Regions from separate parts of the Homo sapiens genome. Here all the other regions are linked to region 1. The links are chromatin contacts, found by Hi-C or POLR2A ChIA-PET in ENCODE. All regions are on one chromosome and are shown on one strand. Each heading gives the region's core, a stretch centred on a gene start or an enhancer-like site at or near the end of the contact. The rest is flanking DNA. Distances are from core to core; before and after follow the strand shown. Region 1 holds the start of ZNF394 (zinc finger protein 394). Region 2 holds the start of PLOD3 (procollagen-lysine,2-oxoglutarate 5-dioxygenase 3). Region 3 holds the start of BRI3 (brain protein I3).

What was found. Hi-C counts contacts between places; a loop is a spot of excess contacts on that map. ChIA-PET counts read pairs that join two places held with the same protein, here RNA polymerase II (POLR2A). Pooled maps may share reads with other maps.
Region 2: a loop to region 1 is called in a pooled map, with 15 times the contacts of the local background. The contact joins the promoter of PLOD3 here to the promoter of ZNF394 in region 1. A Hi-C loop is called at or near these places in 4 of 50 pooled maps.
Region 3: a loop to region 1 is called in a map of ascending aorta, with 4 times the contacts of the local background. The contact joins the promoter of BRI3 here to the promoter of ZNF394 in region 1. A Hi-C loop is called at or near these places in 1 of 168 maps with a recorded cell type or tissue (ascending aorta) and 8 of 50 pooled maps. POLR2A ChIA-PET finds 5 or more read pairs at or near these places in 1 of 52 experiments (HEK293T).

The regions. Positions count from the first base shown.
Region 1 is chr7:99,498,788-99,501,685 of GRCh38, forward strand. It overlaps ZNF394 (zinc finger protein 394), which reads right to left and starts at 1,494. Exons shown (of 3, transcript NM_032164.4): 1 at 851-1,494; 2 at 1-55. The coding sequence starts at 1,306. RefSeq lists enhancers at 1-602, 825-1,104.
Region 2 is chr7:101,216,101-101,218,998 of GRCh38, forward strand. It overlaps PLOD3 (procollagen-lysine,2-oxoglutarate 5-dioxygenase 3), which reads right to left and starts at 1,481. Exons shown (of 19, transcript NM_001084.5): 1 at 1,066-1,481; 2 at 595-686; 3 at 310-446; 4 at 63-226. The coding sequence starts at 1,174. It overlaps ZNHIT1 (zinc finger HIT-type containing 1), which reads left to right and starts at 2,065. Exons shown (of 5, transcript NM_006349.3): 1 at 2,065-2,117. The coding sequence starts at 2,096. RefSeq lists enhancers at 587-1,109, 1,658-1,777, 1,871-2,412 and silencers at 908-1,027, 1,088-1,137, 1,278-1,557.
Region 3 is chr7:98,280,290-98,283,187 of GRCh38, forward strand. BRI3 (brain protein I3) reads left to right here and starts at 1,397. Exons shown (of 3, transcript NM_015379.5): 1 at 1,397-1,648; 2 at 2,062-2,164. The coding sequence starts at 1,507. RefSeq lists an enhancer at 228-1,212 and silencers at 909-1,418, 1,549-1,888.

The sequences.
Region 1 (2,898 bases), core at 244-2,743:
GCTCCCACTCCTCCCAGGTTAGAGACACAGCCGTGTCCTCGAAAGTCACCATCCCCTGGAACAACACAAGAGCCCCATTCAGTACCTGCTGTCCCTGTACAGCACTAACACTCTTCTTGAGTCTTGTACCGACAAGGGAGTTTGGAGAGATCAGAGATAGAGGCTGACATTCTCTTGTAATCCTGAAAAGCCTTTCTGTGGACTATTTACACTAATTTTGGAGGTAGGTAGGAGCAAAATATTTCTTTAACTTATATCACTGTGATGTATGGGAATGGAAATATGATACAGATTAAAAGTAAACAAGGCCGGGCGCGGTGGCTCACGCCTGTAATCCCAGCATTTTGGGAGGCCGAGGCGGGCGGATCACCTGAGGTCAGGAGTTCGAGACCAGCCTGGCCAACACAGTGAAACCCCGTCTCTACTAAAAATACAAAAATTAGCCGGGCGTGGTGGCGGGCGCCTGTAATCCCAGCTACTCGGGAGACTGAGGCAGGAGAATCGCTTGAACCCGGGAGTCAGAGGTTGCAGCGAGCCGAGATCGCGCCATTGCACTCCAGCCTGGGCAACAAGAGTGAAACTCCATCTCAAACAACAGCAAGAACAACAAGAAAAAAAAAAAAAAGAAAAGAAAAAGAAAGAAAACCAGTAATCCGTGTTCGCTTTATGCTGAGGTCTATAACAAGTCATTTCCTGGATGGATCTGTCACTGTGGCCTACAGAAAGGAAGTCCATACACACCCCAATGTTCACACGAAATGTAATAAGGAAGTAAGTTCCGAAACGCAGAGCACCCCTAAACGCCTATTTTCCACACTCCCACCTCCAGAACAGGCCTTTCGCTTCTCACCTGGGATGAGGTTCCATCGAGCGCTCGCTGCAGAGCCCGCACCACGGCCACCGCCTCCTCCCCGCTCTCTGGGCAGTGCTCTCGCACCCAGGCTTGAAGCTCCTCGGGCAGGATGGTGAGGAACTGCTCCAGCACCAGCAGCTCCAGGATCTGCTCCTTGGAGAGCAGCTCGGGTCTCAGCCACCGACGACAGAGTTCTCGGAGCCGGCTCAGCGCCTCTTCCGGTCCAGCCACCTCCTGGTAACGCAGCTGCCTAAAGTGCAGTCGAGAAGTTTCGGGGTCCGGCGAAGCCGCGGGATAGTTGGGCTCCCAACTTCCGGGTGAGTCTTCCTCCACTTTCACGGGCAAAAGTCCGTCGCGTTGGGACGGCGCCGCGTCCTTGGACCTCGCAGCCATCACCCAGGGTCCCAACTCGGCGTCACTGCCGCGCCTCTGGGCGGTCAAGCTGGAATTCATCTTTCTCCGGCATGTGCTGCCCTTCCTGGAGTCTTCTTTTCAGGTGAAGAAAGAGCAAACCCAAGGAACTCATCAGCCGTCAACACCCTCCGGTCCCAAACACCGGGCCCCACCACACCAGGCCCCTCTCCACACTCTCCTTTCCTCAGCTTTGCGCCTACAACTCTCTCGGTCAAACAACCGAAAACATCCCGTGCCGGAAGCGCGTCATCGAGGCCTTGCGGCACCTTTCCCTGCATTTCCGGGGCCTCTCTAGGCGCCTGATGGGGTGAGGTGCATCTCGCTGGTTTATCGTCCTAGCCCCGCCCGACGCAGAGGGTCTTGACGGTTTCCCGCATCCCGAGGAAATACGGGCGTCCGAGCCGGTGGCCGAGCTCCGGCAAGGGCGGGAACCTTCAGGATTAAATAGACAGGGTCTGGCTCTGTCGCCCAGGCTGGACTGCAGTGGCGCGATTTCGGCTCACTGCAACTTCTGTCTCCCGGGTTCAAGCAATTCTCCAGCTTCAGCCTCCCAAGTATCTAGGACTACAGGTGCGCGCGACCACGCCCGGTTTATTAATTTTTCTGTGGGGATGGGGTTTCATTATATTGCCCAGGTTGGACAAAGTTGTTTTTTTTTCTTTTTTCAGGCGGACTCTCGCTCTGTCGCCAGGCTGTCTTAGCCTCCTGAGTAGCTTGGACTACAGGCGCGCGCCACCATGCCCGGCTACTTTCTGTATTTTAGTAGAGATGGGGTTTCACCATGTTGGTCAGGCTGGTCTGGAACTCCTGACCTCGTGATCCGCCTGCCCCGGCCTCCCAAAGTGCTGGATTACAGGCGTGAGCCGCTGCGCCCAGTTGGAAAAAGTTTTGTTTTTTTTTTAAAACTAAGTGCTTCCATGTACATCAGATGTTAACGACTTTGATCCTAACAAACAAACAAAAAAGATGAGGAAATTGAGGCTCAAAGATGTGTCCTGGCCTGGCTCAGTGGCGTATGCCTGTAATCCCAGCATTTTGGGAGGCTGAGGGGGGAAGATCGCTTGAAGCCAAGAATTGGAGACCCCAATGTCTACAAAAAATAAAAAATTAGCTGGGTGTGGTGGTGCACACCTGTAGTCCCAGTGAGAGGTGAAGCTAGTTGGACTTCCTGGGTCCAGTGGGGACTTGGACAACTTTTCTGTCTTACAAGAGGTTTGTAAAAATGCACCAATCAGCGCTCTGTAGCTAGCAAGAGGTTTGTAAAATGCACCAATCAGCGCTCTGTAAAATGGACCAATCAGCAGGATTCTAAAAGCAGCCAATCGCAGGGAGGATGGAAAAAAGGGCGTTCTGATACGACAGAAACGGACATGGGAGGGGACAAATAAGAGACTAAAAGCTCCCACCCCAGTCAGCGGAGGCAACCGGCTGGAGTGCTCTGCCATGCTGTGGAAGGTTTGTTCTTTCGCTCTTCACAATAAATCTTGCTGCTACTCACTCTTTGGGTCCGTGCCATCTTTAAGAGCTGTAACACAGTGAAGGTCGGAGGCTGCATTCTTGAAGTCAGCGAGAGGATGAACCCACTGGAAGGAACCAACTCAGGATACACCACTTACTTGGGAGGCTGAGGT
Region 2 (2,898 bases), core at 231-2,730, 1.7 Mb after region 1:
GCCTTTAACACTCTGTGTCCCACCGCTCTTGGCCCCTCTGCCTTGGGCACTCTGCCACTCACCACCAGAATTGAGGAAGCGCTTCCCCGTGCCCACCTCAGGGTACTGCTCCGCCAGCCCCCACTCGGGCCAGCAGAAGCTCTCTGCAGAGAAGAGCAGGCGGCTGCCACTCTGGACGAACTTCTTCAGCAGCTCTGTGGGGCTGCCGGCCAGAATCACGTCGTAGCTGGGTGAGGAAGGGGAGGATGGGCAGGGGTCCACTGGGAACCTCAGCATCCTTACCCCGCTCCCTATCCCCAGCCCCGTTACCTATCCACAAACATGATGATCATATCCTCCCGGTCAGCGTATTTCTCCATTTCCTTCTTTAACCACCGGACCTTCTGTCCTCCACCAACTGTTCGAGCCACATCACCCCCTCGCCACTCCTCTCCCAGGCCCAGGGTCTGTGGAGAAGATTGCCCCGTGCCAGGCAAGGGGTGGGGAGTTGTGGGGGGAACTCCTGACCAGGCTTACCGTGGGGACCTGGGCATCCAGACTTCAGCCCACCCCTCCTGCTGGGACCCCCTCCCAGGGGCCTTTCCCTCTCCTCACCCGCACAGTGTAGTTGAAGAACTCCGCAGAGCGCAGGAAACGCAGGTACCCCTCGGTTTCAGCTGTGGCCACAGTGATCACCAGCAGCTTCTCTGTTACCAGAGGGAAATGGCACTTGAGATCCACCGCCCAGCTCCGGGCCTCACGTGCTTTGCTGTCCTCCCTCTCACTCGACTTCCCTCCCTTTCTTCCTTCCCATTCTTAAACTCTTCTCACCCAGGAACACTCTGACCCCAAGGAGGGCAGGGTGGGAGTGGTGCCCAGGAATTCCGAGTCCCTTTGCATAGGGAGGCTGGAAACCCCAGTTCAGGGTAGTGATGGGCGAGGGGCTTGGCGCGACTCAGCCTCAAGAGCACGCTGGGCGGGGGACGGGCCAGACACCTCCTCGAGCCTCCGACCCTCTCCGGGCCAGGCTGGCAGGCACGCCAGCCTCTGCCCCCTCGGCCGTGCCGGGCCTCCCCGGGATCTCACCTGGGTTGACCGGGTCTCGGCCCCGGGGCCGGTCGGAGGCTGAGGCCGCAGGGGGCAGCAGCAGCGGCAGCAGCAGCAGGAACCGGGGTCCAGGCCCCGAGGAGGTCATGGTGGGGAGCGGGCCCAGACAGCACCCAGGATCCTGGGATCTCCGCTACGCGCCTGGATCCCAGCTCCGGAGGGGAGCTCTGGAAAGGGGGCGCTCGGGCTGCTGTGCGGCCGCCGCGGGGAGCAGCTTGGCTGGGGCTACGCCCTGAAAAAAAGGCGTATCCGGAGGCTACAGAAAGCTCCAGATGCCGGCGCCACAGACAAGGCGAGGATTGTCCCGGGCGCACGGGAGGCGGGGGAGGGGCGGCGGCTCGGGCCGGCGGGCGGGAGACAGGGACTCTGGGCTGAGCCAGCCGCTTGACACATGTGGAAGCTGAAACCTGGACAGGGGAAGTGACCCCTGGCGGAGGGTCGGGCGGGACGCGGGGGCGGGTCCTGGCCGCAGCCCTGCCCAGAGAGTGCGGGCGGAAGACGGGGAGAGCGAGAGGCTGGCGGCGACAGGGAGGGAGGAAGCCTAGGAGTCCGCCGCGGGACGGAGGCCTGGGGGAACTGGGAGTTCAGCTTTCTGCAGAGGGCCACTAGGAACCTCGGATTGCCCACGGAAGCCAGCCACTTTCTTTGACAGTCCAGCCCACCTCCTCTTCTGCCCGGAGAAGCTCCAGGGGCTGCCTTTGTGATCACAGCATCTTCACAAGGACCAAAGGAAAATAAGATTTCTTGTAAGAACACCGTGACCACATCTTTAAAATGACCCATTTCGTGGCTCCCACAAGATTTACACCTCCACACTGAGGCCGGAAGTGGTTTTGCCCCTATAAAACATGGCGAAAAGCTTTCTTGTCTCCAAGGAAACGCCACGTAATGAGTCAAAGCTGTGGCGCACGCGCAGAAGTACAAGCTACCGGAAGTGATGGCGCCCCTACTAAAGCCTTGGGGTTAGTACGCGTGCGCAGCAGTTTCTTCCGACAGTTGTGTTGTGCCAATGGTGGAGAAGAAAACTTCGGGTATGTGAGCCCCCGCGGTTCGCCCCCTTCCCCTTCCCAAGTCAGTCCTAGAATTTTCTTACCTAGTCATTCCTCTTTTTTGGTCTCGCTCTTTCGCCTAGGCTGGAGTGCAGTGGCATAGTCATAGCTCACTGCAGCCTCGATTTCCTGGGATCAAACCATCCTCCCACCTCAGCCTCCGGAGTGGCTGGAACTGCAAGCATGAGGCCCCACGCCTGGTTAATTTTTAATTTGTTATGTGGTGACGGGCTCTCGCTATGTTGCCCAGGTTGGTCTCCAACTCTTGGCCTCAAAGCGATCCTCCTGCGTGGGCCTTCCAAAGTGCTGGGATTACAGGCGTGAGCTGCCGCGCCCGGCCCCAGCTATTCCTCGTAAATCCCTTCCTCAGCCCTCGGGTCCTGGCGTTGACCCTTCATTCACGTTTTATTGGTGCCTGCTCCAAGCCGGGCGCTGGGGATGAAGAGGAGAAAGACCCCTCTTATCCAAGCATTGGCTTTTTCTGGAAGGGGGGCAGAAACGCAGACCTAACACTGTATTTTACTGTGATTTGTGATTTGTGCTATGGCAGAGGGAAGCACAGCGCCTGGGAACAGGGAGACGTGGCATCTAGCCCAGGTTCTGGGAGGCAGGGGACTGTGAAAGCTTGAAGGAAAAATGAAAAAGCTTGAATTGAGTCTTGAAAGTCTAGTTAGGGTTTCTCTCAGTGGGAACCTCACGTGCAAAGGCAGTGAAGCAAGAAAAAGCAAGTCGCTTAGGAAGCCAAGTTCACAGTTTGGATCTT
Region 3 (2,898 bases), core at 147-2,646, 1.2 Mb before region 1:
ATATACATGTGAATGATGATCCCTTATTAAAAAATAAAAATAAGGCCGGGTGCAGGGGCTGACATCTGTAATTCCAGCACTTTGGGAGGCTGATGCAAAAGGATTGGTTGAGGCCAGCAGTTTGAGACTGGCCTGGGCACATAGCAAGATCCCATACAAAAATTTTTAAAAATTAGCTGGGCATGGTGGCGTGTGCCTGTGGTCCCCAGCTACTGAGGAGGCTGAGGTGGGAGGATGGCTTGGGCCCAGGAGGTCGAGACTGCATTGAGCAATGACTGTGTCACTCTACTGCAGCCTGGGTGACAGAGCAAGAGAGCCCCCCCAGCACCCCCTACAAATTTTTTTTTTAAAAATTAAAAAGGCGCGGTTCGAGAAGAGCTGTAGTCGTCCCAGAGCTACAGTGCAGGTGATATCAAAATGCAGGTGAGAAAACTGGAGACAGAATACAGTAACGGATACAGGTGCCCCTGAAAAGGTGCAGAGGCGCTAAGGACGCAAGCAATCCTGAACGTTCCAATCGTTCGTTTTAAAGTTGTCCTGGCCAACCCGTGAAGCCTTGTATGAGGAAATGTTTCAACGAGGGCGCCTGACGCAGTCCCCGAGGCCAGAAAACACCCAGGTTTAGATACGGGCTCTGACCCGCACCTGCCACAGCCAAATCCCTCCCCCTTCTGAGCCCGATCCCGTGTTGTCCTCCAGGGGTAAGCAAAACACCTGGCAGGGCTGCCTGAAGATTAGGGAAACTGAGGAGACGCGGCAGGTGCCCAGTATTTATAGTTTTGTCCCCAAACGGGGGAGTTATTTGTAAGCACTGGCTACTACCCCCGTCAATCACCTAATTGTCCAAAAAAAGGCAAACGGAGGGAATGCGCCGCAGCTGAGCACCGCGCAGGCCGCAGCTGAGGTGCACACCCGGGTGTGCCCTTTGTATTGCTGGAAGCGCTGGCGATCATAGGGGCAGAGGGCTGGCGTTGGGGCGGCCTGGGACCCACCCGGCCCCGCCCCCTCTCAGGCCCCGCCCTCCCCCTCCTCCACCGGTAGGGGGACCTCGGCCGGCCTGGGAGATCGGGGCGTAGGGGGAGGTGGGGGTGCATCCGCGAGCCCTAAAGGTCATGACCCTATGGGGCGTCTCTGGGTCGTCGTGGGGGATGGGCGGGGGGGGGGGTCTCCCCGCCACGGGAGGTCTAGAGAGCAGCGGCGGCGGGGCGGGGCGGAGTGCAGAGGCGCCGCCGGCGGGGCGGCTTCGGGAGGGCGCGGCCCCTTTAAGACGCCCCGCCGGCCCCGCCCCCGAGCCCCGCCTCCCGCCGCCCACGTGACCCCGGTCTTGTGACTGGGCCCGGGAGGGCGGGGGAAGCCCGCGGCTCGCGCCCGCCCCGCCCCGCCCCGCGTCTGCCTCAGAGGGGCCCGAGCCACCCGGTCCGCCGCGTCCCCGCCGCCGCCGCCGCGTCCCCCGCCGGGGCCGACCGAGCCGAGCCGGGCCGGAGCGGCGGGCGCGGCCGGGCCGCCATGGACCACAAGCCGCTGCTGCAGGAGCGGCCGCCCGCCTACAACCTGGAGGCCGGCCAGGGCGACTACGCGTGCGGCCCGCACGGCTACGGCGCCATCCCCGCCGCGCCCCCGCCGCCGCCCTACCCCTACCTCGTCACAGGTGGGCCCGTAACCAACTTTCCCCGCCGGCGGCTTCCGAGGTGGCAAGCCCGGTCGGGGGACGTGGGTCCGGAGGCGGGTGGGGCCCGCCCGGGGGTCCTTCCTGGAGCTGGAGGTCCCCGGGCTGGCTTCGGGACCCGGCGCCGCCGAGGGCCAGCCTCCCCCCCGGGGCTCTAGTCCTCGGGCCCGTCGTAACCCGGCGGGGCCGGATCCCTGCCCCAGATGAACTTTGTGTCACGAGGCGCTCGCTGTTGGCAGATTAGCGCCGAATCAGGCCCGCGGTGGCCGTCCCGAGGGTGGAAAAGACCGGGGGCTTTTTTAGCGGGGTGGAGGTTGAGGGGACAGGATGAGTAGTCCCCGTGGCGGTCCGATTTCTCCTCCCTGCACCCTAATGACCTGCTTTCCCGCCCACAGGGATACCCACCCACCATCCCAGGGTCTACAACATCCACAGCCGGACCGTCACCCGCTATCCTGCCAACTCTATCGTGGTCGTAGGAGGCTGTCCTGTCTGCAGGTGAGTGGGTCTGCAGCCTGGGGACTGGCCCTGGAAGCTCTGAGGACCCCCGCCCTAACCCCCAGGACCTCACAGCTCTGCTTGTGGGAGTGGGTCCGGCTTGACTTGGATCTTGACCAGAGCCCTTTATGGGAGGGACAGACAGGCTGCCCGAATGCGGTGTGGGAGAGTGCGGGTCCGCTCACCCTTGGCTCTGAACACATTTTGTGGGGGCAAAAGGGTGGATTCCTTTTCCTAGATCTTGGGGCATTGCACCCCAAGTGATTGGGATGTAGAAATGGTAACAACGGGACTCGTGGTCCTTTCGTCTTTGTTCTGGGACTTGCAAGGAATCAGGTGTCTGCTTTTTCCTTCACTTTCCGCAAGTTTACTCTGCAGTTGATCGTCGAAGGTGGTGGAAGGTTTCATTTTCCCGGAAGGGGCATTTGGAAGTAAGTGCACCAGCAGGACAGACCTCAGTGGGAGAAGCGACGGCCGTAAGAGCTGCTTTATCCAAAGTTGGCTTGAAACGCTCTTCCACGAGCTGGACCAGGATGGAAACCCCGTGTTTCTTTGAGGCAGGAGTTATTTTTTTCATATCCTCGCATTGGACCTGCACACGCTTTTTGGTTTTTATAGGGCCCCGAGGTGCAGCTAGAGGCTTGTTTTGTGGAGGTTTTGAGGATTCACATTTAAATAAGGATTAATTAAATATAAACCCTTGGCAGCTGGGGGTGTTCAGATTGCTTAGAAAG